Regions from separate parts of the Homo sapiens genome. Here regions 1 and 3 are each linked to region 2. A link is a loop called in an ENCODE intact Hi-C map of the cell type or tissue named here. Cell type or tissue: endothelial cell of umbilical vein. All regions are shown on one strand. Each heading gives the region's core, and the rest is flanking DNA. Links, peaks and the distances in the headings are about the cores only.

What was found. Hi-C counts contacts between places; a loop is a spot of excess contacts. Peaks named below come from ENCODE experiments on the same cell type or tissue, not always from the same donor. Only the 100,000 strongest peaks of a DNase experiment are listed, where the experiment ranks them.
Region 1: a loop joins it to region 2, with 4 times the contacts of the local background. A loop is called at or near these places in 4 of 110 quality-filtered maps.
Region 3: it touches region 2 in a loop (6-fold over the local background); 9 of 110 quality-filtered maps call a loop at or near these places.

What each region holds. Positions count from the first base shown.
Region 1 is chr15:94,399,024-94,409,594 of GRCh38, forward strand. It overlaps MCTP2 (multiple C2 and transmembrane domain containing 2), which reads left to right. Exons shown (of 23, transcript NM_001385001.1): 15 at 1-39; 16 at 898-972; 17 at 2,877-2,996. Among named protein-coding and RNA genes, the nearest start is that of MCTP2, 170 kb to the left of the region's middle. In endothelial cell of umbilical vein, for the core only: no CTCF peak of the experiment used is centred there; a DNase peak (open chromatin) is centred at 4,438.
Region 2 is chr15:95,012,421-95,022,991 of GRCh38, forward strand. LOC105370989 (a long non-coding RNA gene) reads right to left here and starts at 5,706. Exons shown (of 2, transcript XR_932645.2): 1 at 5,581-5,706. LOC105370991 (a long non-coding RNA gene) reads left to right here and starts at 6,497. Exons shown (of 12, transcript XR_002957693.2): 1 at 6,497-6,623; 2 at 8,624-8,799. In endothelial cell of umbilical vein, for the core only: no CTCF peak of the experiment used is centred there; DNase peaks (open chromatin) are centred at 4,651, 5,741 and 6,611; H3K4me3 peaks cover 222 bases; H3K27ac peaks cover 3,040 bases.
Region 3 is chr15:94,578,162-94,588,732 of GRCh38, forward strand. LINC02852 (long intergenic non-protein coding RNA 2852) reads right to left here. Exons shown (of 3, transcript XR_932641.4): 2 at 6,593-6,664; 3 at 5,351-5,884. Among named protein-coding and RNA genes, the nearest start is that of LINC02852, 5.8 kb to the right of the region's middle. In endothelial cell of umbilical vein, for the core only: a CTCF peak has its summit at 4,397 (motif pointing right); DNase peaks (open chromatin) are centred at 4,430 and 6,950; H3K27ac peaks cover 1,076 bases.

The DNA.
Region 1 (10,571 bases), core at 2,509-7,508, 610 kb before region 2:
GGAGTTATTTACTTAGAGATGGACCTTATATATAATCCGGTAAGTCTAGCTGGGTCATACTTCCCGGCTTTCCCGTACCTAAAATAGAAGGTGACCAGCCTTTGGAGGCTCAAATCAATGTAAGATGTTTCAGAATTTTTGCAGCTACAGAGAGGAAAGAATAGTGTTTTAAAGCTGTGCATTTTATAAGCAGGTTACCCTCATCTCCTGCTTTCTTCTGGAAAACGTTTGTGTATAGAGTATGTATACTGGTAAAACCTGAGTTTAATGGAAAAGTGGAATACAGGCTTGAAGAGAAAATATTTCGGTTAAGGAATTTTACAGTTCGTGTGATGTGGAGAAGGACTTGAATCTGATTCTTTGGGGTCTTACTCAGTCTGGTGGTTTGAACAAGTGCTAAGTCCCTCTGACCCTCAGTTTATTCCCTGTAAAATGGGGCTAAAATGGCTCATTGACTTATTTTTCCGGGTCATTGAAAGGAAATAAAATTCTCTGTGAAAAGTGTCTTTTCATAAACTGGAAATTGTTATTCACATGCAGACATTTTTGGTAGAAGCTTAACTCAAAAGGATTTCAGAAGGAAGTTTTATCTTTTACGGACGTTAGTTTGAAAAATTCATGAACCTCAATCTCTGCAGTGGTTGAAAATACCCCCAAGGAATGAGCAAAGTGGAGACAGTACCCTTCTAGACTCAATCTGACCCATGCCAGGGACTCTTATCAAATGAGACCTCCAGAAACATGTACAGGGCACAGGGGTGTCCACCATTTCTTTGCTCCCTGCTAAGGTCAGAGTCAGAAGCTATTGGTCTGCACGATTTTCCCAGTCATTAAGAAAACTAGGTGGATGAAGTCCCTATACATGCTGCCCTTTTTTAACAAGGATGTCTTTTCTAGGTGAAAGCAAGTATTAGGACTTTTACTCCCCGGGAAAAGCGCTTTGTTGAAGACAGCCGCAAGCTGTCCAAAAAGGTGGGTCGCTACAGTAGGTGGCTTGTTGATTGGTACACTCAGCACCCAGCAGCTGAAGTATTAACACTTGCCTGTAATTTCTTCCTTGAAACTTTTCCTCCCTCTTACTCCTCCTCTCTCCCTCTTGCCCCATCTCTCCACTTATTTCTCCTTGTCCCCTTCTCTCCTAAAATAAGGAGGTCAGTCAGCTCCCATAAGAAGGGCAAGACTTAAAACATAATTCTTGGGTGAAACAGAAGGTCTCAGGCCCCCATTATTCTCCTGATTCATTGTATAAACAAAAATTCCTAGCATCAAGACTGTCAGTGTCTTGTCCTGCCTATCCGTCCTTTAATCACAGCCATTTTGTCCTCTGCCCTTTGAAGTTTCAGGGAGGTGCAGTGTGTGGAGTCAATCACAGAATTAACCCAGCAGATCTTCAGAGACTTCTAGCCTGGGTTTCGCTCATGACTGCTCCTACCACTTCGGCGTGGTCTAAATTTGGGATGTGTTGGCATTTCACCCCATACTGAATGCAAGTTCTCTCCCTCTGCCTATTGCCCTTAACTCCTTTCTCATTCAGTTCAACAAAAGGTGAAGTTCAGGGTCTGGTAGGGGAAGTTTCACTTTTTTTTTTTTTTTTTTCCGTGACCTTTACATTCCTTTTTCAGAGTCCCTCCCTGTTGTACTCTCCGCAGCTCAGGATTTCACTTTGTACCTATCGTCCCTCTTCAATTGTATAACAAAGAACAAAGTGTCCCCTTTTTCAAGAGTTTATTACTTCCACCACTTCCTTTGGGGTGAGCAGCTGTGGATTACATAAAGCAGTTAAATATAAAGACGTCTTATCATCCTTTTGTTTCCCATGAACTTCTGGGCATACTTGGGAAAGGCCTTAAACGTCTTCTGAGGGGAAGCCTCCAAATATTTCATTTTGGTCTGCCGTAACATTGAGTGTAATATTTATTTTGTGTAATCTGAGTAAATGTCTTATTTTATTATTGTTATTATTGCCTTTTGCTCTGTTTACTTGAAAGTTAAAACCTGGGTTGAGGTGGGTGGGGTAGCTGCTTTGCAAGCACATTGAAATGAATCTGCCTGCAACTGGGAGAGAGACATTTCCTTTGCAAAACAAGACCTCCACGTGGGGTGGCTTTGGGCTCTCAGAGCACTGGGGAACTTGGGGCTGAAATCCTAGGGTATGCTAGGACCCTCCGCACGTGCCTCTTGCTACTTAGTCCCCCCAAATTTTGATAAACTGGAAACGTTTCCTTAGGATATAAATGCTTGAAAGCACTTACTATGTGACAGGCACTTTTCTAAGCTTTTTCATTCTCTCAACACCTTGTAAGATTAGCACTAATATCAACCCTATTTTGTAAAAGAGAAGTTAAGTAACTTGCCCAAGGTGAACTCCAATCCCTTCCCAGAACTCTGTAGACCTCTGGACTAGATAAGCTATAATACTTGCATGTTTTAATTGTAAATCTATTCATTTGCTTCCAAACTAAACAACATAGACACTCATTCTGTGTCTGTATCTCTCTTTATCTCTCTCTCTCTGTCTTTCTCTTTCTAGTTCTCTCTCTCTCTCTGCCTCTGCATGTGTCTTTCTCACACAAATTCACCAACATTAAATACCTGGCTTCTGCAGTTTCACCAGTTCCATTTTTGTGCTGAACATTGTTGAAACAGGCTATTCTTTTTCAGATGAGCGCTAAAATGCATTTGATTCTCATTTCCTCTATGGATGATCATATTTTAAAAAGACTTTTAGAAGTGTCAGGTCTTCTCCTTTCTATTATTATCATATTTTAAAATTGGGATCTATACAAAATATAATTTAAATGATCAGGGTACCTGATCTAGATGGAATATTTGTAGTATTTAAATCTAGTTTCCTGTTTGTCATTTTTTAAAATCAGATCTTATCAAGAGATGTGGACCGTGTGAAAAGAATCACTATGGCAATATGGAATACAATGCAGTTCCTTAAAAGCTGCTTCCAGTGGGAATCCACATTAAGAAGTACAATAGCATTCGCGGTAAGCTTCCTTTCTTATGTTCAAACTATTTGCTTCTTATTTGCATCTATTCATCTTTCTGAAATATATTACAGCGTAGGTGATTACGTGGGGGTTGTCTTTCTAAGACAGTACTTAGGTCAAATTTACCTGGGAAACCCCTTAAATTACCCAAATCTTAGTCATATATGGTCTCTTGGTAAATTTAAGAGCACTACTGTTGTATATATATGTTTAAATGTTTCTCCAGTTGTTGTTACAGCTACATTTGTATAGCCCTGCATTGTGTGTATTTTTTTTCTTTCTGTGCCAGTGACCGCCCATAATTTCTGAAAAATGGCATCTGAAAAATCACAGGACTAAATAATAACTGAATTGTTCAATTTACATTTTAAGTAAATTATTCCCAAACTTTGATATTAAAGATGTTTATTCATTTCAAGCCAGTTGGGACATACTGATCATTACACATTGCAATTTCATTCAGCACCGCAAAGAGGAACCACCCCTGTCTATGAAATGTACCCTTTTCTCTGGTGACATTGGCCCATCCTTATGAGCATAATAAAATCGCAGAATCAAAGCGCTGCAAGAGATCTTAAAACCACCTAAGTCTACCACTGAGAGCCCAAGAATCTTGGAAGGACTTCACAGCTGGCCTCATGCCTTCACTTTATATCTCAGGGCATTTTCTCTCATTTGTAAAGGGACTTGTCCTTGATCAAATTGGTAATGTCAGCCATGGGAGGAGAAATCAAGTCTCCCGACTGCAAATCTTTGTATATTTGGTATCATGCCATTCATTTCTGTCCTGTGCAAAGATCACTATAAAAACTAATACGAGGTATGAGTGGTCTAAGAGTGTGAATATCAGTCATGATCATTGGTGAATCTGATTTCTGAATGTTATGTGGTTCTGCTTCTGTTTTCTACTGCCAATATATGCTGAATGTTCTCTCTTAGCCAACAGGCATAGCCTCATATAAAAAATGGGGGAAAAAAAACATTTATTAGCCCAAGAAGCCAATGGGTTCAAGGTCACTCCCAACATTTTTATGCCATCAAGTATATCAGCTCCAAAAGAGGCTTTTCCTTTGCCATTGGGGGGTATTTTGTTTGCTGTCGTTTATTTTAGTTCTCCACTGCTTCGGTGTAGAGGACCTATGCTGCCTGTAGGCTTGACCTTTCCTATACTTTTTCTGCTGTCTGAAGTTGCTAAAACATTTGGCCTTAATAAAAACACTAATAAAGGTTTTATTAATCTGTATCCGTCATTGTCTCAGCATTTGTTTATCCACTTCCCTTTCTCACGTTCTCCTCAGCTGGTGGCTTCATGCGTTGAGTTCCCCTTCAACCTCCCCAGCTCCACTTCCCACCCGAATTCCCTTTCAAAACTTTCCATGGAATGTTCTATGCAATTCTGGGCAAAAGAGGAAAGTGAACACAATTGGTGGCTTCTTCCAGTCAGCACCCAGACAGCCACTGTGAGGAGGAGAGGATTTCCTCTTTCTCGAGTTTAGTTTCTGGCACTGTGATTTTAGAAAAACAGAGATCTGTTGCCCTGGATTCTGTAGGGAGATGACAGAAATGATTAATGGGCTGCTGGCTTGATCTGAAGAAAGATTAGAACAGATGAATAGAAATAGGTTGTCTAATAGAGGGGACTTCTAAACAGGAAGGGAGGCTTAGAAATGGAGCCACTTCTCCACGGCCTTTTCTCTGAGGGATTCCTCACTGCTGAGCTTCATGCCTCGGAGCAGAGCCCGCCCCCACGCTGGAGAATGCAGGCTGCCATGTTGTACTCTCAGATCTCTGAGGCCCACAGCAAGGAAGATCAAGGTGGTGTTCTCCTTGCTGGTTTTCCAAAGTATGATTTTGCAAGGATCCATGGGTATATGCGACTGTGTGTATAGGGACATTTCTCATTGGACACCATTGAAAAAAATGCAGAGCCAGTTAGATACGCTATATACCTACAGCCTATCATTTGGTTGTCCTGAAAGTACTGGAATAAAAGTGCTCACTTAAACTCGTTTTCAGTTTTAATTTAAAACTCTACTTCCAAAAATTTAGACCATGTGTATGTTGACTGGCCTTGGTGATTCTCAGAAATACCGCAGCCATAACGTGGTGGATAATTCCCCTCCCTAAGTTGATGAAGTGTAATTTTATTAAAAGTTGTTTTTTTATTCCTATTATGATTATTCCAAAACCATTTCTGCTATTAAAATGAGAGGCTATACAGAAAATGCTTTCTTGAGACAGAATAATAAATGTATTTCAGTTTCATCTCTTATTTTTTATTGTTTTTTTTTTTTTTTGTGACAGAGTCTGACTCTGTCACCCAGGCTGGAGTGCAGAGGCACGATCTTGGCTCACTGCAACCCCTGCCTCCCGGGTTCAAGCGATTCTTCTCCCTCAGCCTCCCAAGTAACTGAGACTACAGGCACGCACCACCATGCCCGGCTAATTTTTGTATTTTTAGTAGAGACGGGGTTTCGTCATATTGGCCAGGCTGGTCTTGAACCTCGACCTTGTGATCCACCCATCTCGGCCTCCCAAAGTGCTAGGATTACAGGCTTGAGCCACCGCACCTGGCCTCCGTTTCATCTTCTTTCATTCTTCTTTTGGTAAGATTATGGGTAGCCAAGCTTTCATGTCCTTTTCTTTGAAAACGCCTTCATTTATGTACCTTGCCTGTAGACCTGTTAGCTGTCTGTAGGGGACTGGATTGGCGGGGCGGGTTGCACACCTAGGGGGCTGCCCTGGCTGTAGTGCTGTGTCCCCGAGTCTGTGGGGCTTCATGATGGGTTGTCTTTCTGCAAAATGTTGGATCCTCAAGCCCAGGCTCTCCTCTGCCTTTCTTCACTATGCAACTGCCATATCTGTCAGGGGTGACACACACTGACGGATGTTCTCCTGTGATCTGTTGACAGAATGCTGCTTGGTGTCTTTATTCGTCATTGTGACACTTTGTTCATGTTCCAACTGCTCGCCTTGGCATGACAGGGCAGAACAGAGGCGCTGTCTGAAGCAAGGTTTTAAGCCAAGGATTTATTAAATGACCCGTAGTCAGGTCCTCTAATTGAAATTAGCGAATGTGATAGTTGAGGGTTTGCTACACAGGTGTGAAAGGAGCTATTTTAGTTGAACCAGTCCCTGGTGGGGCTTTTCTTCTTGTGACAGTACAGGAAGTGATGCTAACACAACAAACTAAGGGCAGAACTGAAGGGATGTGTTTTTCTTCTGTTTTTTGAGAAAACATAAAATATTAACTTTATGTTCTAGACTCTAGCTCCAGGTGATACAAACATGAACATTGCAGAATCATGTTTAATCTATTCTCAATGTCAATTTTAAGACTTTATGAAAGCAAACCATACGTTTTCCATGGATGCCTATGTACATGTGCATGAACATAATCGTATCTTGTTGAAAGCAGCAGTTAAAGAAAAGCAGGCTCTTAAGATCTAGGTCCGCATGGTGTCTCGTCAGAAGTGGATGGACAAACGTGAGAGAACTCACCTTGCTAGATGACCCAAGCATCACCTTCCTCTACCATGCGATTTATCACTGCTACACTTACAGGAGTGGTTGTATTCCCAACATGAGAGAAGAAAGTTATCAGTAATGCACCTGCTATGTTAATGTTGCTGCATAGTGTTGAATTTATTGTTATCATAAGAAATTAAACATGGGCATTTGTAGGGTGGTCAGACCATTCCAAGTCAAGTTTCTATAGACTCAGTTCTTCTTGTTAGGATGAACATTGAAAATCTTTCTCATTTTGTCTTCTGGGTCTTTCTCTTTCCCCTATGTTTTTCAGATATTTTGGTATCTTGCCTTTTCTAAGGTTTACTTAGTTATATTAAATTAAGGATATATTTTTTCTTTTTTCTTCCTTCAGAAAGTAACATTCTTGACTTTCCCATTTGAAAAACAAATTAATATGAGATGTTGACTTAGTGAATGAGGCCAAATAGAACTGAAATATTTTGCCTTGAAGTAAGTGCACCTGTATATTTCCCTATGAATAGATTTGTAAATATATGTGGTATTTTATACACATGTATATACATTTATATACATACACAAGACGTGTACATGGCCATTCCCACACAGATTTTGACTATTTGAACTATTATTCATAGTTCATGTTATTTCAGTGCTTAGACACTGTCCCAAGGATTTTATAAATTTAGTTCTCACAACAACCTGCTGATGTAGGTGGTGATTACTATCTTCTTTTTACAGATGAGAAAAATAAGCCTATAGAGGTCAAGTACAGTGACAGAGCTCATGTGTGTGTATGAGGTAGAGGTGGAATTGAAACCCAGGCCATCTTGCTTTAGTCTGTGCAGGCTTAACCCTTCAGCTATTCTGCCTCTCACTGATGCCCAGGATGCAATGTTTGTTGTCCTTGTATTTACATAGTGACACCGGGACCAACCATACTGATTGTTTCAGATCTGTATTTAGATATTATGTGTGGGGATTAAGCCTGTTCCAAGCTGTGATGCTATACAGGAAAGAAACCCTCATTACATGGGCGAGAATAATTCTTTAGCTCAGTTATTTTATTCACAAGTGATGATGAGACCAAAATTAAAGAAGCCAAACATGGAAATGCCCAGCCCCTGGGCATCACATGCATTTGGCATCCTTGGAATCCAGCTGGATAATTTGAAAAACCCTAGAGCCTTGGTTCTAGACTGAGTCCCAAATTACAGTCTGACTTGTTTTTCCCCACCTTTGAGGAATGCTTTTAGATGATGTAGAGGGATTTTCAAGGGGAGAAGAAAGTAAAAACAGAAAACAACTAGTGGAAGGGATCATGGAAGGCATTGGACTTTTCAGTTGTTTTTTTTTTTTTTTTTTAAGTATTCCAAGTTGTTCAGAAAAGGGATGGGGTAGAAGAGAATAACCACCCCTTATGTTCCTTTAAAATATCTTGAAATAATAGCTATAAAAGAGATAGGCCCATATGTCTAGTGGGGATCTCTATTTTATATACCCAGTGTCTCAGTGCAAATACATTATTTGATCATAATAAAGATAAATTTGTTCTCAAAAGATAACTTTGCATTGTGATATTTATATTGGTAGATCCAATCATGTATGGGTGTTTTGTTATGACATACTTATATTTTATAAACCCCAATGTTGTCTATTAAAAGTCCTAAAGTTATATTATTATATAAATGCATTTTTCATATGTTAAAATATTATTTACTTGACAGATGGCATCATCAGAAGGTGATTTTAAACAGCAAAGTTCTGATGCTTTTAACATAGAATTGCATTTATGCAGTTTCATTTTTCCACCGATATTTCAGGCACACACCTATTGTATCAAGGGAGGCAAGTTTGTGGGGCATTGATGGATTCTTTGCTTTATTAAATTTTTACTTGGATGTTTGATCTAAAAAGTAATCTAAATCTACCATATATCAACGAGTATCTTCATAAAGCTATGATTTTAACATCTGTGACTTTTTTCCGATTTTTTGAGTATAGGGAAATAAAGAATTTACTTTTCAGAGTTGACAAGGACTGAAATATGATACACAAATTAAAGCATCAATCAACCTCTCCCTCAATAAAGTTAAAAAATACAACTGTCCACTCGCTTGGTAATATCCCATATTTAACATATATAGAATTTTTAGCTTTTAGAGATCCTAGAATATTGAGAAAATGTGAAGTAATTTCACATAGAACTTAAAAACAACAGTAGCAGTAATAGAGCCAACCCTTCCAACACACATGTACTTGTGCACACACACACACACACACACACACACACACACACACACACATGCATGAACACGAAGAAGCAGAGGACATTTGGGAAATTAAAAGTTGCTCTGTTGAATGTTTTGTGAAAGCAGTTTAGTAAAAACCAAAGGCAAGGCCTTGAGGACTGCTGTTTTCCATGATTTCTCTGTGGACCGAAAAACATTCAGATTCATTTTGCTTTGGTACAAATGACAAATGCAACACTGTTTTGAGATTCGACTCATTAAATAATGCTGGTCAAATGTCTTTTTGATGCTTTCGATATTTATGTGTTAACTGTGTCTAAAAGATTTACTTTAAGTTCTGTCACCAGTTTACTCACAACGAAATGCACCTGCATTTCATTAAGCTCTTTCATTGGCTATGACATCCACCAGAAGTCACAACTGGATGTGCAGAGCAGACATCGCTGCCCATTTGCTAGGTGTGTGTGCAGTTGATGCTCAAAAATTAAAAGTATTTGTGTAAAGCTGGAAAAAAGAAATTTCAGTTACAATAACCAGAAGAAGAGGGGTTTTAGACATCTTAAAAGTGTGTATATATAAGTGCACACACAGAACCATATACACATATATGCAAAATATATAGGTATATTCAATGCTTAAAATATTTGGCATCTTATGGTTTTAACATATATAAGATAGTTTCCCTAGTCTTCCTTTTCATGAAGGACTACATAATATACTTTCAAAATGTTTTAAAGTTTTTTTCAGCACTTTTTTAAAATAGGAACAATCCATCATTGCATATTGTGAGCATAATTTTTACAACATAATTGCACCTTCTATTGGCAGGTTCTCAGGCATTAACTAATTATGCAATTTAATAAAATTACAGTAATCGCATTAAAAAGATTATCTGTTAAAAATTTAAAAGGACACTATTAACTATTTTAGCATATTTTCATGTTTATATTTTCAATTTTGTGAGTTGTGATTCCAGACAGAATCATAGCTAGATCGACTGAAATCACTTATTCTTTTGGAGCATTCCAATTTTGACTAGTAAACATTAGATCTCAATTATTGTAATCATAGCACAGCCATATTCACATAGCCTGGTAGATGTAAATGGTTAGCTCCCCCTTTTGTGTGTAGGTCCAGGCTCTGCGTGGGACCCTGTGTCACTACCACTGCCTTTTCTGAGCTTTCTGTTGGTGTGCACTTGCAAGCACATATTTTCTGCCTTCTCTGAATTTTCTTTTCAGGATTCTGTGATGGTGAATACTGAATGTCAGCTTGATTGGATTGAAGGATACAAAGTATTGATCCTGGGTGTGTCTGTGAGAGTGTTGCCAAAGGAGATTTGAGTCAGTGGGCTGGGAAAGGCAGACCCACCCTTAATCTGGGTGGGCACCATCTAATCAGCTGCCAGTGCAACTAGAATATAAGCAGGCAGAAAAATGTGAAAACAGAGACTGGCCTGGCCTCCCAGCCTACATCTTTCTCCCATGCTGGTTGCCTCCTGCCCTTGAACATCGGACTCCGAGTTCTTCAGTTGAGGAACTCGGACTGGCTCTCCTTGCTCCTCAGCCTGCAGATGGCCTATTGTGGGACCTTGTGATTGTGTGAGATAATACTTAATAAACTCATATATATTAACCACCAGATGCCAAGCAGAGCTCTACCTCAAGGCTATGATAATACTCAAATATGAATATATATATATTCCTATTCCATTAGTTCCATCTCTCTAGATAACCCTGACTAATACGGATTCCTTGTCTTTTACAGATCCCAAGTAGTGCAGTCTAATTCACTCTGCTTTCCAGAGATACCCTACTGAGCTTGATCCAGA
Region 2 (10,571 bases), core at 3,437-8,436:
GGGTGATTTGATAATTTGAATATAGACTAGAAATTAGATATAGTACAATTTTGTATATTCTTAGATGTCATAAAAGCCTTGTGGTTTTTATAGGAGAATACCCTTATTTTTAGGAGATGTATATGAAATTATTCAATAGTGAAATGTGAATATCTTCTTTAAAATCTCTTGCTTTTAAATGATTCAGGAAAAAAAAAAGTGAAATGTGACAAGAGGTTCACAATTGCTAAATCCAAGTGAATAATATGTGTGTATTTATTTGGCTATTATGTTATTGTGATATATTTGCTATTCTTCAAAATAAGTGTTAAGACTGGGTGCTGTGGCTCATGCGTGTAATCCCAGCATTTGGGGAGACTGAGGTGGGTAAATCACCTGAGCCCAGGAGTTGGAGACCAGCCTAGACGACATGGTGAATCCCTGTCTCTAAAAAAAATATAAAAATTAGCCAGGCATGGTGGCACATGCCTGTAGTACTAGCTACTAGGGTGGCTGAGGTGGGAGGATCACCTGAGCCTGGGGAGGTTGAGGCTGCGGTGAGCAGTGATTATGCCAATGTGCACCATCCGGGGCAAGTTAGACCCTGCCTCAATCAAACAAACAAACAAAAACCACATATGCACACACGCACACACACAAATAAATATTGAGAGAAAAAAGTAAATTCTTTCAAACAGTGGGATGTTCTTAAACAGAGACTTGATCTAAAAGGTTAGAAGGGTTTGAGGAACCTGGAGTTTAGGTTGTATTGACAATTACGTTAATCATACAACTAAAGTGCTTAGAAAATGTTCAGGCACTAGTGAGCCTCGATAAATGTTACCTTGCACTTCCATACCTCGCCTGTGTGTCATGTGCTTTGTCAGGCCACTGAGGGGTTCCTGAGACATTTGGGCAAAGAGCACCCAACTAATAGCAACCCAAATGGTGAGGCAAAGCAAGTACAAAAGACCCTAACAACCAACAAAAGTAAAATGTTATTACAAACTTAGTAGCAATTAAAAAACAAGAACAACTCAATAAGGCATTAATGATGCTCTGATAACAAAGCTTATTTCCTGGAAACTATGGGAATTCCAACAATCAGCTTGCCTCCCTAAATGGTAGGAGCTTCACAGCAATGCTAAGCTTTTTGTAGCAGCCAGACTTCCTGGCACCATACTAGATTAAGGTCTAGAGTAAACTCCCTCAGCATGCTAATTTTAGTTTATCAATATCACATGTTAGTGACTCTTCATAACTCTTTTAATAGCTTCCAACTTCCAATGGAATTTCATGTCATTTGCACATAAACAGTGCAGGAGGAGATCAAACTTGGGGTAAGTTCTTGGCCCTTCTAGAAGACCTTTACAGCCCCACCAAAGGGCCGAAGACTTAACTTTGAGAAACACTTCTTTAGAGCCCAATCATTCCAACAAAATATGTTACTCTCTATTTCTATGTAACCCCCGTTTAAGATCAACATTGAAATATAGTTACAAGGATTCCAGTGATGCACAAATAATATTGGGTTCTTCTTACTCCTTTTTTCTGAAAGGTTCTTTCAGTAGGCCATTCTTTCTCATATTGGTTAATTTTCCCTTTAACCTTTCCCATGATTCCTAACTCTGAAAAGGCTGAATACTATCAAATCAGAGATACTATAGAAAGAATCAAAATGAGAGAATTCATTTGCTTAGAAACAGAAGCCCACTTATCCCAGACAGAAGACAACTGGATATAATTGGTATCAACTTCTTTGACCCATTTTAGCAAACACTTTCGGATTGTTGTAATGATCTTAGTGAACTCCTTAAAGACCCTGCCTGTAGTGATACACAACCCTTCCAAGATTGGGAATTCTATTTTGAAGAAAACAACCTCCGCAAGCGATTACCATAGCCTTTCCCTTTTAAACTACATCCCTGCAACACTTGAGTGATTGTAACAGACTCAAGGCCTCTGAAAGTAATGGGATTATTCTGGCACCACAGTTCACTGGCTAGCCTTATTTTGGAAAATTCATCTCTCTTAATGTTGTTAAAAGAAGGTGAGGCAGCCCTAACCTATGTCTGTTACTTTGTAAAGGAGGAGCTTAGAGTAAACCAGGAAAAAATGCATGAGCAGACTTGGGGAAGCAACTGAGTCAAACAGTGTAAGATCTCCACTAGGCTCAGAGGAGTCAACTTTTTCAGTTACTCGTCATATTCACTGAAGACAAGAAAGAAGCCGTGATAGTGAGAGATAGAGTTCACAGTGTGCACTGCCAGGGGTGCAGACATTCATACCTGCCCACTTCTGGTATGGTCAACCGGGAGCAGAGGACATTCTTTTATTTGATTTAGCAGCCATTCATGTCACATCTACCATGTAGCAACCACTGAATTAAGCCAAGAAATCCATTATAAACTCTACTCTTGGATTTATTAACCAGTAGGGAAGGAAATTCAAGCCAGTGTCCAAATATTGTAATTGAGTATAGTGTCAGATTTTGTGCAGAGTAGGGATTGGGAAGGAGAAAGTGGAAAGAGACATGTGATGATGCTTAGGTATGGGTTGAAGACGCAATGCTCCGAGCACTGCTTGCTCAGGCCGAGGGAACAGCCCGAGCAAGTGCTGCTGTCAGGCAGTCACAAGGGAATAGGCATAGCATGGGGAAGGAGGCCGTGCCAGTTGATGTTGAAGCTCCTGAACCTTTGTGTGCCAGGCTGAAGGAGTGGGTCCATACTTACATGGGCAGACTGGCATTTTAGGTACACCCTTGGGACATCAGTTTGCTAGCAATTTGCAAGGGGGAAGGTGTTGGAGGGAAGAATAAGAGTCTGTTGAATCCAAAGATCTGTTGAAAAGCGGCTAGTAAGACTGAGGAACTCAGTCTCCAACTTTATTTAATTTTAATTTCTTTAAAAACTAACATATATTTCTTTTGTACTTATAAACAAATAAACAATAATTTATTTACAACTTATAAAAATAAAAAGTAGCCTGTAATCCCAGCCCTTTGGGAGGCCAAGGCAGGCAGATCACAAGGTCAGGAGATTGAGACCATCCTGGCTAACACGGTGAAACCCCGTCTCTACTAAAAACACAAAAAATTAGCCAGGCATGGTGGCAGGCGCCTGTAGTCCCAGCTACTCGGGAGGCTGAGGCAGGAGAATGACGTGAACCCGGGAGGCGGCAGGGCTTGCAGTGAGCTGAGATCACATCACTGTACTCCAGCCTGGGCAACAGAGTGAGATTCCGTCTCAAAATAAATAAATAAATAAATAAATAAATAAATAAATAAATAAATAAAAATAAATATAAAAAGTAAAGGAGTGTGCACAAAGGCCCAGTGTGATTTTTAAATCTCTGAGTTTTAATTTCTTTCTTTTTTTCTTTTTCTTTTTCTTTTTTTTTTTGAGACAATGTCTCCCTCTGTCACGCAGGCTGAAGTGCAGTGGCCAATCTCGGCTCACTGCAACCTCCGCCTCCCAAGTTCAAGTAATACTCCTGCCTCAGCCTCTGGAGTAGCTGGGATTACAGGCGCTCACCAACATGCCCGACTATTTTTTGTGTTTTTAGTAGAGATGGGGTTTCGCCATGTTGGCCAGGCTGGTCTCGAACTCCTGACCTCAGGTGATCCACCTACCTCTGCCTCCCAGAGTGCTGCAATTACAGGCGTGAGCCACCGTGCCCAGCCTGAGTTTTCATTTCTACATTTTAATCATACAACACATAAGTTACATTGCTTGGAAAGTGTATAAATAAATAAAGATACTTCAAACATACATAAGTGAGTTAAAGGGACTCTCATAAATTCTCAGATGGAGAAAAAAGTGACTAAAGTCCTGAAGTATGATATTTTTCTAGCAACTACTACCAAAATACATTTTTTTTTATGTCACCGCATAAAGATGCCTTAGAATTTTGCCTAATTTTCTAACTAAGGCGACCGATGAATAGAACATGTATTGGAATAATCTGATGTTAGAATATGAGGATGGAATTTCTCTGATGACAGATAAGTCCACTTTGACACATAGATTCTAGAAAAGCTGAATCCCTCTGTTTTAAATCTGAGAAAAGTTGAATTTCAGAGAGTAGAGATACGGGGTCCTGAAGCTCCCTAATTTTTGTGAACATTACATTTGGCTCAGTAGCATAAACATCCATCTGAAGCTTTCAGTCTCTTTGATCATGGCAAGCTCTTTATTTATTCATATTCTAAAAGGTAAGCAGCTCACCACTGGTTTCTTAGTGATCAGTGGACTGATCAGAAAGAAGAGGAGGGGTGGCCAGGATCCCTTTGGCAGGCAGTTACTCTAGCCCTGGCACAACCCAGTCTGTGCTAAGTGGGTGTCTGTGAAGCTCTGATTCAGACAAGTGGAACTTGCAAAGTTCAAAGATGCTTCATAAAAGCTATCAGTTATTTTACTTCTTGCTAGAAATTGCAAACATGAATATACATTGCAGGTTATTACAGGAAGGAACCCCTGCATATTAAAATGTGACATGGTTTTAAAGTTTCATAACCTAAATCACGAAAGTAAGTTGCATTTTCATCTGGAAAAGACAGGAACATGTTAAGCCGGGTTCAGTGTTTATAGTAGCAGGCTGTGTCCATGTTACTTATAAACACAAAACAGACACAACCCTGACTTTAGAGCATAACAGCTGCATCCAAAAGCTTTATTTCTAAGTGAAATGATGCAACAGAAGCCTTTTAAAGAACTAGCTATCTTGTACATTTTAAGAAACAAATAATCTCACTTAAATAAGCTTACTTGTGATAATGAACTTTAGATTCAGCATATTTTCCTGTAACATTTGAAATTGCTAATAAGTCCCTAAAGCTGCTTTATACATGAAAACAAATTAAATCTGACTCTTGTAAATAAATTGCACCAATATATGAGATGTTCCAAGATACAATGTTTTTAAGTGCTTTTTTCAAGGGAGTCCTTTAGGAATGTATGATAAAGGATGTAAAGTTTGATGCTTTTTTTAGCCTTAGCAAAGCCATTTATATTTGGAAATGCCATTCTGAGTAGGCTTCTGGAGTAGATGTGGCATCTTCATAGTGTTTTTTTGTTTTGTTTTGTTTTTTAATAGCCTGCATCCATGGATAGGAAAGGGGCACAATGCTGAGAGCTTTTCATCTAACATAGTAGTTACTGGGGATAATAAACCTTTTTCCATATTAGGCCCTGGAGAACATGAACATGAAAAAGTATATTCAAGGGAATTTATCATTTGTATAATTGATCAATTTAGCACATTTGAAATGTTTGTCATATTAAAGAAGGAGAATCCTTATAAACCTGGAATTGTAAATGTTTTTCAGAAAATCCCATGTTTAATCAGTCATTGAAATGATGCATTAAATTTGAATCTCCTTTAACTTGCATGACATCATGGCCCATGCAAGAGAGCTGAAATTAATCAAGATAATTCTGTTGTATGACCTACTTTGGCATTTTCATCTGATGGAGCCAGGAAATGGGCTGGCTAATAGTCCATTCTGGAGTATTCTAAGATCTTAGCAATTCCATATTTAAGGAGGTTAATAGGATACTAATTGGGGCCTAGGTGAAAAGTTCACAAGAAAAATGAACTCACCTGGATATGAGGAGTATGCACAGCCCAAAGCCCTCCCCTTTACAATGGCTCTTCCAAATGGTTTCACCTCCTAATTCAGAGAGAAAGAAAGCTCGCACCTTGGGAGACTCGCACAGCCAGCATTCTGTCTCCTGGTCCCTGGGTAACAATGGCTGGCCACATGCCAAGGTTGCAGGCCATTAGCAAGATCAGCATTCTGCCTCTGATGAAACGAAAGTAAAGGAAAAAATTCCAAAGGGGGAAAATAAGTGTCAAAAATCAAACCTTTGTAAGAGTTGTTATGAACTTTTAAGAAAAGCGCATGTTGTTAAGACTTAAGAAGTTCCAATGTTTAAAAATCAACTTTTATTCATCACTTTTGCAGAAGTAAATTAAACCACGTTTTATTGTTTATTTTTTCAACAAACATATGACAATCTTGGGCTTGGGTCATTGTTATTGACTAGCTAGTGGCTCTATTCATCAAGACCAATAGGGAAGATAATATTCTTTCTCAATTTTCTCTCCTGTAAATATTTGCAATAACTCCTGGGTGACTTGGAAAATTTATCAACATAAAATGCAGTGCTCTGAAATATTGCAGACTCTCTCTGTTGCGTTATAGCCCCCCTGGCAATGTTAGACTGTCCTAACGATGTCTCAGCATTGTCATTCCTCACCTTGTTCTCATTATAGTGTACCCATAGATGGCACATTGTGCTTTTCTTAATATTTTCTTAGCCTTTTATGTACAGAAAGGGTTAAGGATTTTTCTACCATAACGGCTTATGGCATGTCTTTCCATCTCTCTCTCAGTGTGCAGTCCATCTTCCAAGTTTCCAGAAGCGGCTGAGATTTTTAAAAACAGCTGTAATCTGCGGTCATTGATGGTGGAGTAGATTGTTTGCCAAACTATTACCATAACTGTCAACCGAAATCAGAAAAATAATCTCATTGTGCTGGACAGATGCGTTTCCTGCATTATTGATATAGTCACTCTGGAGTAATAGAGAAATATAAAGCATTGTTCTATTTACAAAAGGAGATTGGCCAAGTCCTTGAAAGTGAGTATGAGGGACAGGCACTTACAGGAAGTGAGATATAGTCAACTCAGTAAAAGTTATGAGTCAGGGTCAGGTGACCTCTATAGTCAGCAGAAGAATCTCAGTGCTTTCCCTCCAGTCTCCCTCCTCACTTCCAGGCCGGTTTTGTGGTTTGCTCTCAGTCTGAAGGTGTTCTCAGAATTTCTAAATACAGCCCTGTGGAATTTGTGATGCATGCTTTATCCCACACCCCAACAGTTGCCCCGAATATGCAAAATGTTCTAATGGGTTCATTACACACCTCTGGGTAGCAAGTGAATTGCTCTAGACCACTACATTGCAGAATAATTGAATTTGTTTATTTCAAGCAGATGACCCTCAATATCCCTCTGATGCAATGAGTTAAATATACCTTATGCTGAGTGGCTTTGCAAGAACGGTCAGTAGTCTTGTACGCTCAGCAATTGCTCCACCATAATTTGAGCTGTGAGTAATGCTGTGTGATTCTATTTGTTGAGCATACATACCGTGAAATACTAAGCACACCACATTTATTATCTCTAATCCACAGAAAACAAACTCCAAGGCAGGGATACCTTTTTAAATTTCCATTTTGCTGCTGAAGAAATAGATGAAAAAGGCTCTATAGATTTCCCAAAGTGACAGAGCTCTTAAGTAGTTGATCCAGGATTCGAACCTAGGCCTGACTCTGGAGTCCATCCCTGCTGGATCATGCTCCCTTCCATTTTATTGAGATATAAGCAGAAGTATATTATGCATTGGAATATTTATATATATTTAATGCAGCTCCCCCAAATATTTATAATAGCTCTACACACACACACACACACACACACACACACACAGAGCCATTTTTCTTACGGACAGATAGCCATCTTTCTTATGGAAACAAAGGGCAAAATCATCTCTGTCCTGCACTAAAGGGCATTTAATGAGACTGGGGTGGGGGTGGATTGGCAAGCAACCTTCTTAGCTCCTAAATACGTGCATCACAAGCACCTAGACTTTAGCAAGATAGTGCCAGGTGTCTCTGAACAGTAGTTCATGAATTCTGGCAACTCCACTCTGAGTACAAGGCAGAGGGCCAGGAAATCTAAATTCTAACCTGGGCTAGTCAGAGCCTCTGTGGTTTAGTTTTCTATTTATGAAAATGCATAACCCTGGCATACTTCTTAGAAACAGCATGCCAGTTCATATATAAGCATCCCATCAATACATTGTAAGCAAAAATTCCTGTGAAATATTGTGTAGTGTCCATAGTGGAAACTTAAATTCATATTAAAATTAATGGCCATATGATAATTAATTCGTGTCCCAAAGATCTGCTATTGTTGCTGTTTTTTTCTTTTGTTAATTACGATGTCCACAGAAATGGTTCAGCATTTTGAGATTCTGAGAGAAAAGTGACAGGGAGTATTGATGCAGTTGTAGGGCCACGTAGCACTCTTGTTGGGAGAGTTGTTGTATTTATGCTGTCTTTCTGGTCTGGGGACTAGGAAACAGGCGCAAGATGTATGCTGAAACTGTGTCTGGGAAGGGTAGGCTGTGGCATAGGATGAAAATCTTGGGCAAGGAAAATCTAGTCCTTCAGGGCCTAGACTATCATCTACACTTTTGGTTCAGATGTTCTGCACCCCACCAACCTGCCACCCCCATCCTCATAGAGGAAGCACAGTTCACTGCTCCACCTGGGGAGGCCCAGTTGCGAGAACCCTGCCTTGGCATCAGCCCACCTGGGTTCTACACTGGGATCGTGTTGAAACCCACAGCAAGAATGTTAACACATCACTGCCCATCTTGAATTGTAGTTCCTCAGCTGTAAAATGAAGGAGCTGATTGAACTGAGCTTCAAGATCACTTGCAGATCTGAGATTCAATGATTCCCCAAAATAACATTATATGACTCTTCTCAAATTATTGATTTTAATTCCTCCCTGGGTGGTGATGGTTTTCATCCAGCTGACGGTCCTATTTGTCTTGTACTCTTGTTTTGCCATCAGGATCCCCTGAAATGCTGGGCACACTGACTAGCCTCTTGTATAGAGTCTCAAGCCTGTGGCCAGAAGCAGCTGTGTGAAGTAGCCGCTGTGATGGATTGGGACCACAGATACCACTTTGGAAGGAAAGGTTCCAGAAACCAAAGCTTGGGCCATGGGTCTCTGGGAAACTGCAGCAGGTATGTTCTGCCTATCTGGCTGCTTTCTTCTTGCTGATCTATTGTTTTTCAGATTGAGAATTGGTTTTCCTGAAGCAAGAAAATAAAATAAACCCCACAAGTCTGAAGAGCATAGAGAAGAGACAGAGGAGCCATAAGCAGGGAAGAGAAAAAACACAAACTGATGTTGTATAAAAATAAATGAATAAATAAATAAATAAATAAATAAATCTTCAAACAAGAACCTTCCCCCTCCCTCCTACACACATCCTTTTCTCAGTTGCACACTGAGGTATCTTTCCTCTCTTCTCAAAATATCTTCTTAAAACAACATAAAAAGAAGGAGCAATTATTTAATATAACTCATTTCTAAAAGTGAACTTTCTCCTGTAGACACAGAACTGATGGAAAATTATACAACCGCGAAATGAGATGATAGCATGTCTTTTTAAAAATTTGTTCTGCCAATTATGTAGCAAGGGTTTAATTTAATAATTATGTTAAAATCTCCAGGTATTTATCTATTTTTTTCTTTAAGATGTATTCATTTTTGTTTCACATATTTTGAAGCTGTTATTAGTTAGATATGCATTTAGGATTATTAAGTTTTCTTGATGAATTGATTCATTTACCACTATGAAATTTCTCTATCTCCAATAATACTCTTTGTCTTGAAGTCTTTTTTTTCTGCTATTGATATATTAATAGCTAAATTATGTTTCTTGAAACTATTGATGGAAGAGAGTATCTTTTATTTGCACTTTTAGTTCCCACCAGCCTGTATTTATATATTTCAAGTATGTTTCTTGTAAGCAGAAAGTAGGTGATCTTGCTTTAAAAAAATAAATTCAGTCTGACAATCTTTGCCCTTTAAGTGGAATAATTTGTCCATTTGCATTTAATATAGTAACTAATACAGTTTTTTATCTCACCCTTCTTTGTCTTCTTTCATTCCATTTGGTATTCGTTCTTCGGTTTGTCCCTTCCTGCCTTCTTTGTGTAGGTTCTATAATTTTTAATATTCTATTTTAGCTCCTATGTTTACTTTTTAGCTATTTTTCCCTTTTTAATATTTTTTCTAGCAATCATAATAATTAGCTGTAAGTTATGGTCTACATTTGAAGCACATTATGCTACTTCATATACAGTGTCAATATGTTACTACAGTACCATTTGGTCTGGCTTTAGTTTTAAACATATTTTTCTAGGATGTTATATACAAATTCAATAGCGCGGCAGAACATAACTTTTATTTTGGGTCGTGGAACTGTTGAGAAACAGAGGAAGGCTCTGGGTCTCCAGTTATACATATACACAGAAAGAACTTTGCATGTAACTTCAGGAGATTTATATCCACCTGGAGGCCAGTTTGTGGACTCTTTGTATAGGACAAAGTCTGTTTTTTTCAGCTAGCATTAGTATGGAATCTGAAGCAGAAACTTATTGATAGAACTTGAAAAATAAACCAAAATAATAGAAATGCCCGAGGATGAGGGCTAAAAAAGGTTTGGGGTCAGAGGAAAGAGAAAGAAAAATATAAATTAAGAATTACTCCAAAATTACTTTACTAAGGTATCTTTATAGCACCTAATTATCATCCTGTTACCATGGGCCATACATGATGCTAACATTTGACCAGGTACTTAAAAAAGTTATTGTAGGCCAGGGGCAGTGGCTCATGCCTGTAATCCCAGCATTTTGAGAGGCCTAGGCGGGCAGATCACCTGAGGTCAGGAGTTCGAGACCAGCCTGGCCAACATGATGAAATCCTGTCTCTACTGAAAATACAAAAA
Region 3 (10,571 bases), core at 2,289-7,288, 440 kb before region 2:
ATATATGAAAAATAATGTTACCAGAGGCAACAAATTCCCTTCAACCAGCTTGAATTTGGTTTCTGATATTTGTATCTAAATGGAGTTTGGTCAATTCCACACTCTTTGTCCCAGTTTTGCTTACATAGTATACAATCTCAAAAATAAAGCAAAGAGTATCATTCTCTTCCTTTCCTTTTAAGATAACAGGCACACGGAGAGTTTAAGTAAAATACTCAAGGCCATGCAGCTTTTAAGTTGCTGACCTGGGATGTGAGCTCAAGCCTGTGTGACTCAAGCCTTAGCACATTTCTTGTGTGCCAATCTTTTTTTCCTTTCTTGGTATCATGATAAATACGACATTTCATGGACTCATTGGCAAAAACCACCTGGTTTCACAAATAAAAATGAAGCCTGTGGAGGCACTGTGCAGAAAAAGCAGAGTGTTTGGACATTCAACTATTTTTTAAAAGAGAAAAAGTGAATTTAGCCAGAATCATGTTAATAAATATAGTTTTATATTAATAGCACCTTACATCTGTGCGTCTCTATTTTACAGAGCACCGTGATATATCCTTCCTTTCTCAGTAAATTATTTAAATTACTCTGGTAAGCTGGCAGAGTACTCGTTATGATTGCAGAGAGGCCATGTGTTCTGGGCTCAGAGAGGCAAGGTACTTTGCCTAATGTTTCACAGCTAGGAAGAGATAAAAGCAAGACTTGGGCCCAAATCTTCTGACTCCAAGCTACAGTTCTCCAATTAATGGGAAAAATGGCATTTCTAACCCAGTGACCGTTGTGAGATTATTCTATGTGTGGTATTTTAAACCCTGCTAGGTAATTTAAGTTAAAAAATGGTTCTTTTCTTGTTTCATGGAAAGACGTTGTTTCTGTCTTCTCTCTCTTCCTCTCTGAATCCCTTATTTATCCCACATAACCATGGACCCGAATGTTAATCCCAGTCACAATGATTGGATATATATGTTGATTTCTATGTGCCTGACTGTTAAACGCCAAATAAAACCATTATCACACTCCCAAATTCTTGTTGCTCAAATTCATACCCCTTCTTTCTATTCTTTTTTAAAAGTCCTGATGCAATTCTGATCATGTGGGTCTCTTGCTTATAAAATTCAAAGTCTTCTTTGCATGGCATCTCACCCCTCACCCAATGCGATTCTGAAGCTCAGCCAGGATGGGATCCTGGTCCATGGAGGTCTCAGGTGAGTGACAGAAATATCTTGGGATCTGGGTTTTCTGAGATGCATGGTCAGCACAGCTGCAGAGGGAGGAGGAGAAGATCATGCAGGCCCTTGGCAGCCAGTGAAGGACAATGGGCTTATGTGTAAACATCGTTGACAGTGGACTGGAGTGGCAGGCAGATGGAGGAAGGGGAAAGGAACACAGCCAAGAGAGTGCATGGAAAAATGCCACAAGTGCCTAGACAAGACGCCTGCAGCGCCAGGAGCAGCCAATCTTGGTCTCCATTATACCCAACTTGGTTTGTGGGATCAAGGTTGATGGGGGGGGGGGGGGAACGCTCTTACTCAAATGAATAATAAGATATGAAAATACACGATTTTGCTTTAAAATACCTACAAGAAAGAAAACATTTTAAAATGCGCTTTCTCCATAACCCCCAATTTAATATTAGAAAGAATGGTAATGTGCAAAGAGTCTGAATTTTAACATTAATAAAATTAAATGGGAATTTGATTATGCTGTGTTACAGCTACACATAATGTTCTCAAGCACAACTTTTGCAAATCTGTTAATTCCACTGGTGATTAGATATGTGCATTTCAACACATCTTGCTGCCCTTTGAAATCTAGTACAATCAAGATGTTAGATTGTAAGTTATTTTCTGGTTATTAAGATGCATTTCAATCCTCATCTTTAATCAACTGAAGATTCGCAAGATGGCTTTGATTCGCACACTGGGGTGTGTGTGTGTGTGTGTGTGTGTGTGTGTTGTGCACACCTCAAATTGATGTGCTGTCTCTCTCATTTCCTGCATCTCAGGATGTTCCCTCCGGTATATGTTATTAATAAGGAATCTGTGTTCAGTTTCATGCACTTAAAAATGGGAGGGGGGGTGTTGGAAGGCTCTTTACATCCCTAAATCCTAGGGGGAGCCCCGTGGCTTGGCCCCTCCTGTCAGAGTCTATAAGGGAAGGCAGAACTCAGCGAGGCGGAGGGAACACAGCCAGTTGGTAGATAACGCCTGGCTGCCCTCTGACCCTCGGGTTAAACTGCTGTCTGGGCTGCTCAATCTGGTAAGCCGAGTTCCAGGGAGGGAGAGCTGCCAGTTATCTGTCAATGCGCCAAGACATGGACTTCATCACAGAGAGGCACACGGACCAAATCTTCCTAATGACCTCTTTCAGGCCCCCCCTCTCTCTGCAGCACTGAGGCCATTCTAGTATATACAATTTAGGGAGTTTCCAAATCATCGAGGAGCTGATGGCTTCTCTGGACCTTCCAGGGAAAGTAAAGGAAGGAGGTAACCTGTTTCTGGAACATTCTATTTCAGGCCTTCATGTGGTTATGTAAGCTGAGAGGATGGTGAGGCATATTCCCCCAAAGTGCTGCTGTCAGCACGAAGGACTCTGCAATTCTGTGGTTTAAATAAGCGGTGTACAGCGCCTCCACCAAGGATTTCAGTCAGGAGTAGAGGGATGGGAAGGAAAGACAGGACACTTTTATGTCAGATGCCACTAGAATATACACAAAGACAAAGCAATCTGTTGAGAGTGAAGAGGACACACACAGAGACTGTGAGTACGCACAAAGAGAGCAAGGGAGAAGTGAGAGAGACAGGCAGAAAGAGACACGAGGACAGAGAGACATGCAGAGAAAGGCACACAGAGCTGACAGACATAGCAACAGTAGACACAGAGACACAGATAGATGCAGAGAGAGGTAGAGACACAAACGCACAAAGGGAAAAAGAGATGGAGACAGGCAAAGAAACAGAGAGGCCCACAGAAAGGGAAGCAGAGAAAGAGGAAGAGACCGGCTGCCAGACAGACCAAGAGAGACAGAAAGATGCAGTCCGGCTGCAGAGCTTATTTGGGGTTCCAAGATGGACACTCGTGTGTCCCTAGAAAGCAGGACTCAGCCATTGGGTGGGCTGTGGAAAGGAATGTACCCCGACCCCCGACCCACACTACAAGGCTCTCCACTGAGGATGGATATTTGGCTGAGCTTTGGAGAAGGAGCAAGGGCTGGCTGGGCATGCAGGAGTAACAGCGGTGGTAGAGATGAGAATTGCTGTTTGGTTGAGCTGAGGAGGCAGACACATGTATGAGCTGCTTCTCTAACATAAGTGCTTCCACCATCCTCCTTGGAGGGCTGTCTTCTTTCCTCTCCTTTTCTCCTCCCCCCGCCCGTCTTTCTGTTCCCTTCTTTCCCTTGTTCCTCCTTCTGTGGAGCTCCCTTTGCTAGTATTTTGATTCACTCACTCTACAAATATTTTCCAACAACCTGACTATGTGGTTCTCAGCCTTCTGGACACTGGAAACAAATCAGTGAGATGAACCAAGTTGGGACTCTCCTTAATTAAGAGTTTTGCTGTCTGGGTGCCCCATGCATTGTACATGACGGGCACCAGAGTCACAGTTCGCATTGAATGAAGGAGGCCAGAGGGCTCTGGAAGGGAACTTGCATTGTGGTTGCAGAGCTGAACATCAGGCATGGGAGAGAAGAAGTTCCCATTCCCAGGCCAGAGGGCCAGTGTGTTTCATTCATTCATGTACCAAGCACTTATGCATCATCTACTACACACCAGGAACTGTGTCAGATGCTCAGGCAATTCAGTGTCAACAAGTCCAACATGATTGGAATTTAGACATTGGGTTCTTTCACTATTCCCCTCAACTAATGAGCAGATGCTAAAGCAGGAAGCAGGTAAACTGAGTCAAAACTCAGTGCTGTTTGCCAGTGACTCATGAAGGAGAGAAGGCCAGGCGCTGATGACCTTTATCACCTCATCCAAGGCTATCCTGCTGTTGAACGTTTTAACTAAATGTCGCCATACTTCACGGGAAAATCCAGCAAGAACAGCTCTGTAGCCTTCCGCAGCTTTTGTACAAGAATTATACGATTCTTAGTAAAATGCAGCTGAATTATGAGAAAAATGAGTTCCCAGGAACTCTAGTTTGGTCCCCAGCTGAGGCTGAGATTAGAGCCACTGGGCTGCCTGCTTCCCAAAGCCACCAAAACACACAAATGATGGCTCCTCAGAGGACAGCGAGGCATGCAAATTAAATGAGCCCTCCTTTTCCTAGAGACATTATCTTTTTCACAATCCTGTCGTGTTCACTTAAGCTCTGTTTAAGCTTGGAGTTAAGGGCTGTGGCATGGTCTTGACACAATTCACACTTTGGCCTCTTTCTGGGATGTGGGAAGTCACAGTTCAGTAGGTGGTGCTGTCGGCCTTTGAGTCAACCTCAGACTGTCCCCTGGCCTTAAACTAGGGCAGTCTCAGGGTGGAAGAGAGCACTTGCTGTATTAAAGAAGACTCCAAATGTCATTGCAACATAAAGGAATGTGCTGTTTCATTAATAAGGTTTTCAGGTACAAACTCAGCCAAATATGACATTTTTTCTATATTCTTCTAGAATTGTTTTCTTATATCACACAGGCATTTGTTTATACATTCACTTAATCAGGCCACAGATGTGTATGTTGAGCTGTTCCTCTGTGTCAGGAAATGTGAAATTTTTTTTCTGAGATTCAGTTAAGAGGAACAAAGAAAATATATAAAATCTGATCCCTGGTACCTAAAACCTTCAAACTAGTATTAATAAAATGGATTAATAGAGTACCTATCATACGTTGGCTAATAGGCATTTGATATGCATATATTATTCGTATAATCTTCTAAGAATTTCCACTTTCCAGCTGTGCAAATGGAGATTTTGAAATATTAAATGACTTGCCCCAGATTGCACAGCTATTTAAGAGGCTAAGGGGACTTTGAGGCCAAGTCTATGACCTTAAACTCAATTTCCTTTCCATTGCAATAAGATTATAGCACCAGGAATACTGTAAAACAGGAGAGGCTCTGGTGCACAAAATTTAAGGACTCACCCTCTCTTACCCTGATAAGATATAAGCAGAGATGAAGTAGCAGCAAGAACAGAGATCTTGGAGCCTGCCTTTTTGTCTTTGACTCCCAGAGTCTCCTTTCATTAGCTATGCAATGTTGCACAAATTTCTTGATTTCACAGTATCAGTTTCTTCATCTGTAAGATGGGGATAATAACAGTACAAGGCACACAGAGGTACTGTGGGGAGTAAATGAAATAATGTATGTAAAGTGCTTAGAGTACTAATGAACACATATATAAGTATTAGACATTCTTATTTTTATATTATATTAAAATAATTACATGGAATAGCTACATGTGAGAAATCCCCTCTATGCAATTTAGCTCTACAGTTCAGAGGGGAAAGAGCGCTTCCAAATACAATAACCTTGGAGGTTGCATTTGGATTAACTTTTGGCATGATGAAAGGATTTTGACAACTGGAGGTAGTAATATTTGTAGCAACAACATCCTCTCTTTCTTTAGTCCTTATTTTATGTCACGTGCTCTGCTGAGTCTTTTATATTCATTTTCTCATTTAATACTTGCAAGAATTCTATGAGGTCAAGACTTTCTGAGCACTTTCAACTGAGTCAGTGTTCTCTCTGCCCAAGACTGCCTCACTAATAAGCGGCAGGATAGAGTTAGCTCCAGGTCTGCTACATCTCCAAATCCATTAGCTCCTGGGCAGACCATAAGGTGGAGAGGTGCAGGCGAGATCTGAAGTGAAGTTGACTTCCCAGTGGTTGTACAGATGCTCTTGGCTAACTTGGAGCAGGATGAGAAATCCACTTTAGCACATGCGGTGTGCCTGTTGGGAAGTGTAAGAGAAAAGAGCTGAGAGCTGGGGTGGGCCAGAACCTGAACTTAAAGAATCTTCAAGGCCAGGCTAGAAAGTTTGCATGTTAGTTGGTACTGAATAGAAAACCATTGCAATTCGGGGATTGGGAATAAGCAAGTATGTTTGCCAGACACAGTTATATGATAATTGAAAAAGAGCTTGAATGACCTATAGTTCGGTCATACTTACATTTTAGAAATGGACAATTTAGGATTAAATCCCCCTATAATCTTATATTGTTGGAACTATAGGGTTATTTTTATCTGTCCTGGGAGAGGCTGTTTGGAATTTTAGATGAGTTAAGCAAAAAGGTGCTAGGGAAATGTGAAATTTTAAAATGCCAATTGGTTATATTGAATTACTTGCCTTTGGCTCTTCATTTCTACCTTTTTCACTAATTCAAATGCATGTACCACCTAGGGAAGCATTTTGAAAATGCAGCCAGCCATTCTTTCATGATAGCATGAGCTACGGCACTTCTATAGTGCCCAAAGAAAATTATACTCTGAACGTGGAATTTAACTCTAAATGGAGACCTCCTTATGATCCAGAAAGATCTATCTACAATGCTTTTTCTTGAATATGTAAGCGCCTGAACCTCTCTTCACTGTCATCCGGAAAGTTATATTAGGATGTAAGGGATTTCTGCTCCTCTTTTCTGTTCTAAATTAATCTTACCGTACACCAGGAGCAGGGCGAGTAAGTGGCAGGAGACAGGGACCCATTCTCCAGCTATTTCAGCAAAGCGTGCTGCAAAAGAGAATTCTTAGTTATAGCACTTGTGGTTTAGTTATTGTTTTAATGAGCCTTTGCTGTGTAACCACAGCACCATTATGACCCGGCCACACCACAAGAAAAGGAAGTTCCCGTAAGCCGCCTCCTCACTCATCTTTTCATGTTGCTGGAAGTCAGCTCCTCTTAGCGGTGTGCAGCTTGGGCTTCCGGAGTTGGCTGGGTCTTTGTGCTTATCAGCGATACCCTCCTGTCTCCCATCCCTCCCTCTCCCTCTTCCTTCTTCCTCCAAACTGCCAGGCCTGAAGTATCAAGGAGAGAAGGCGAAAGGGAGTGTAATGAATCACATGTCTCGGGCCCGAACGGTTGTGGAAAGAAATGCTGGGCAGGAAAAGGCAGCACGCCACTGGGATGAGAGGGCCCCCTTTCTCCTCCTGCCTTTGTCTGTCTTAAATAGAAACAGATATTTTTCACATGACTTTCCCAAGAGACCACAGTTATTAAGAAAGTGCCAATAGTATATTTAAGAAAAATCGCACTCAGTGAGGAAGTGTGTGTGTGAATTGGTATGAAACTGTACAGTGGGATTTCATGCACTTTTGGGAAAATTTGTTCTTTGAATTAGGAGAATGAGCTGGATATTCCAAAATAGAAAACAGGGATTCCAGAGCCCCAGGTTTTCTGTCACTTTTGATACACCAGCAGGTGACTTTTAATGACTCGTTCCGTGGTACCTGACTCTGGTCTTCCCATGTGAGCACACGGCTGTGTGGTATAAACTTGACCCCTCCACTCTGCTTGGTTCTGCGTCATGGTGAAAAACGTGGCTTTCAGAGTTCTATGAACCTGAATTTAAATCCCAGTCTCACCATTCTCTAATGGTGTGATATGGGTACAAAGTCAGTAATTTATGAGCCTCAGTTTTCTCAGGTGTACAACAGGGAGCTTCATACCTGCGGCATTAAAATTTTGTGGCGATTAAATAAAACAACATGTGTAAAGTACCAGGTACATAGTAGGGGCTTAATCAATAATAACTGTTCTCGTCCTCCCATTTCTTCCTCCTTTTCTTCCCCTTCTTTCTCTGTTCTCTTTCTCCTTCTCCTCCTCCTGTTTTGGTAATTCTGGGAGCTGTGGAGCATAACACTGTTTCTGCGTCCTGCCATGAGGAGGTCTTGGCCAAATGTAATCTTCCTGGGCATAGCCATATGCACATAGCATCAGCTTTCCAGTAAGAGCTTCTCAGATGAACTCAGAGGTCCGTGTATATCCCTAATGGGAAAAGAGGCTGGAAATACAGTGCTGGTCTGATTCTTTGACAGTTTCCCAATTCCTAGGGCTCCAGCCATACCGAGTCTCCTTGCCTGTACACGGGCAGCAGGTGGAGGCTCAGAGGATAGTAGGCTACACACTTCTTTGAAATACTGTAATTTAGAATGTAGAAGTGAAACATACGCCACTAACCATCATGATACCTTTTTTGTCTGTGTACTAAAAACTAGAATGTTTTAGAAAGAAATATTACAGTAGGAAGGTTAGGTTTAAATCAATTTGAGGCAGAAAAAAAATGAGGAACCTCTTCTTTCTTTCAACAAAGATCCACTGTACACCACTCATGTACCAGGCAGTGGTGAAGTAGTGAAAAACAAGATAGCCATGGCCTCTGCTTCCATATCTGTGGTCCTTAAAGATGGCCAAGAATTTTCTTGATGCTCTGGGCTGGCTCTGTGACTGCTTTGGTCAACAGCGATGTGGTATCAGTATATTAGTCTCCTGGAGCTACCATAGCAAAATACCATAGACATGGGGGCCTTAAAAACAATATTAATTGTCTCACAGTTCTGGAGGTGGCAAGTCCAAGATAAGGTGTTGGCTGAGTTGGTCCCTTCTGAGGCTCTGAAAGAGACTCTGTCCAATGCCTCTCCGCACATCCTGATGGTTTGCTGGCCATCTTTGGCTTGTAGATGCATCATTCCATCTCGGCCTTGATCTCTGCATGGCATTCTCCTTGTGAGTCTTTGTATTGTCTTCTCTTTGTGCACATTTGTGTCTCTGTCACAATGTACCCTTTGTATTAAGGACACTAGTTACGTCGGATGAGGCCTCACCCTAATGACTACCTCTTAACTTGACTATATTTACAAAGATACTATTTCCAAATAAGGTCATGCTTTGAGGTACTGGTAGTTAGGATTCCAATATGTCTTTTCAAGGGGACACAATTCACTCCTAACAGTCAGACCAGCCCTTAAGAGATTGATGACTTCTTCTTCTTGTCTTGAACACTCGCATTTGCAAATTAGCCACCCTGTTTTGAGGAAGCCAAAGGGCTTCATGGGGAGGCCCATTTGGAGAGGACCTGAGGCCCTCTGGCCAACAGCCCCACCTCAGTTCCCAGCAAGGACTGCCAGCTGTGTGAGTGAGTTATCTTGGAATAGATAACTCACTTCCAGACCTCAGTGGAGCTAACACAGCTGCCCTGTGTATAACAGTCATGTGCTACTGCTAATGAGCCTGACCCAAATTGCATATTTGTGAGCAAAGCAAATGTCTGTTATTGTTTTCAGCCACTAAGTTACATGAGAATAGATCATCATAACAATATCCTTGAAAGCAGACATTACACAAGTAGTTGTGTGTGACAAGTGTTGGAAATGAGAAGCACAAGACCCCGGCAGGGAGTAAACAAGACAGCTTAGCCGGTCTTGCACTGGTCTGCTTTGTTACTAAGTAAATGCTCTTCCGTGCAGATCAATTGGAGGTGCTTTACTAGTTTGGCATTCCTAGCAAAAGGCATATTTGTTCTTGCCTACCTGGCTTTCTGAGATGCATTTAATTCGAAAACACCTTCACTCTCTTTGCATCTGTGTTTCCCCTTTGGGAAGTGGGAAGGGTGGGAAAGCCCGTAAGTGGGTGATAACAGCTCCCATCCAAAGAGAACTCCATTTACTTTCATCTCCTTCATAATGGCACAGAAAATGGAGCATAAAAATACCCCGTGGAAGGTTAAGTGCTCTGTACTAACAGTGGAGGATATGGAGGAGGCAATGAAGCGAAGGTCGGAATGAACAGGGAGGGGTGAGTTCACATGTGGGTGGTTTCTTTCTTTTCTTTTCTTTTCTTTTTTTGCCTCCTCTTTTACTACTGTTCAAATGAAGCTATGTGATACAACACTTAATAATAAAGGGAAATTGCACAGCAGATAGGCAAGGTGACCACTTTTGACAAGAGTCCCTATCAAATCAGGTAATCCAGAGTGGTATGCTACATTCAGCAAACCAGAACAAGGCCATCTTGTCTTCTAAGAAAACCTGAGGCCAGGTTTATATTCCAAGTCTGTTGTGAGGGATGGGCAGAACCGGATGGGGCTGGGTCCAAGGGGTCATTCTGTTCAACATCTAGGACAGCTGTGTTGGACAATGGTGTGCTTTTAGTTTAAGGAACCCGGGGTCCAGGCTTGGGATGGCATTGGAGCTTTAGACATGGTTTCCTTGGTTCATTCACTCAATGAATACTGAGTGCCTTATATATGCCAGACATTGACGTAGGTAGGCAATGAATAAGTCACACAAGGACTCTGTTCATGTCACAGATTCATTCTAGCAAAGAGAGTGGCACAAATATAACAGACATATATGTATATATATATAATTTTAATTATAATAAAGTGACAAAGTGGAGGGTAAAACTGTCAGTCTTTTTATTCAAAGACCTTTCATTCAAACCCTGATATTTCCTTAAGTGACTTAAATAAACTCCAAATGACTTCTCATGGCATTTAAGATCCTGCACAATCTAATTCCTACTATACTTCCAAAATTATTTTTTTTCTCCTTTCATCATTCCTCAGGACACACCTGTACATTTCAGTGTTGTGAAGCATAGCTCTGGTATCAGACTGCCTAGGTTCAAATCTCAGCTATGG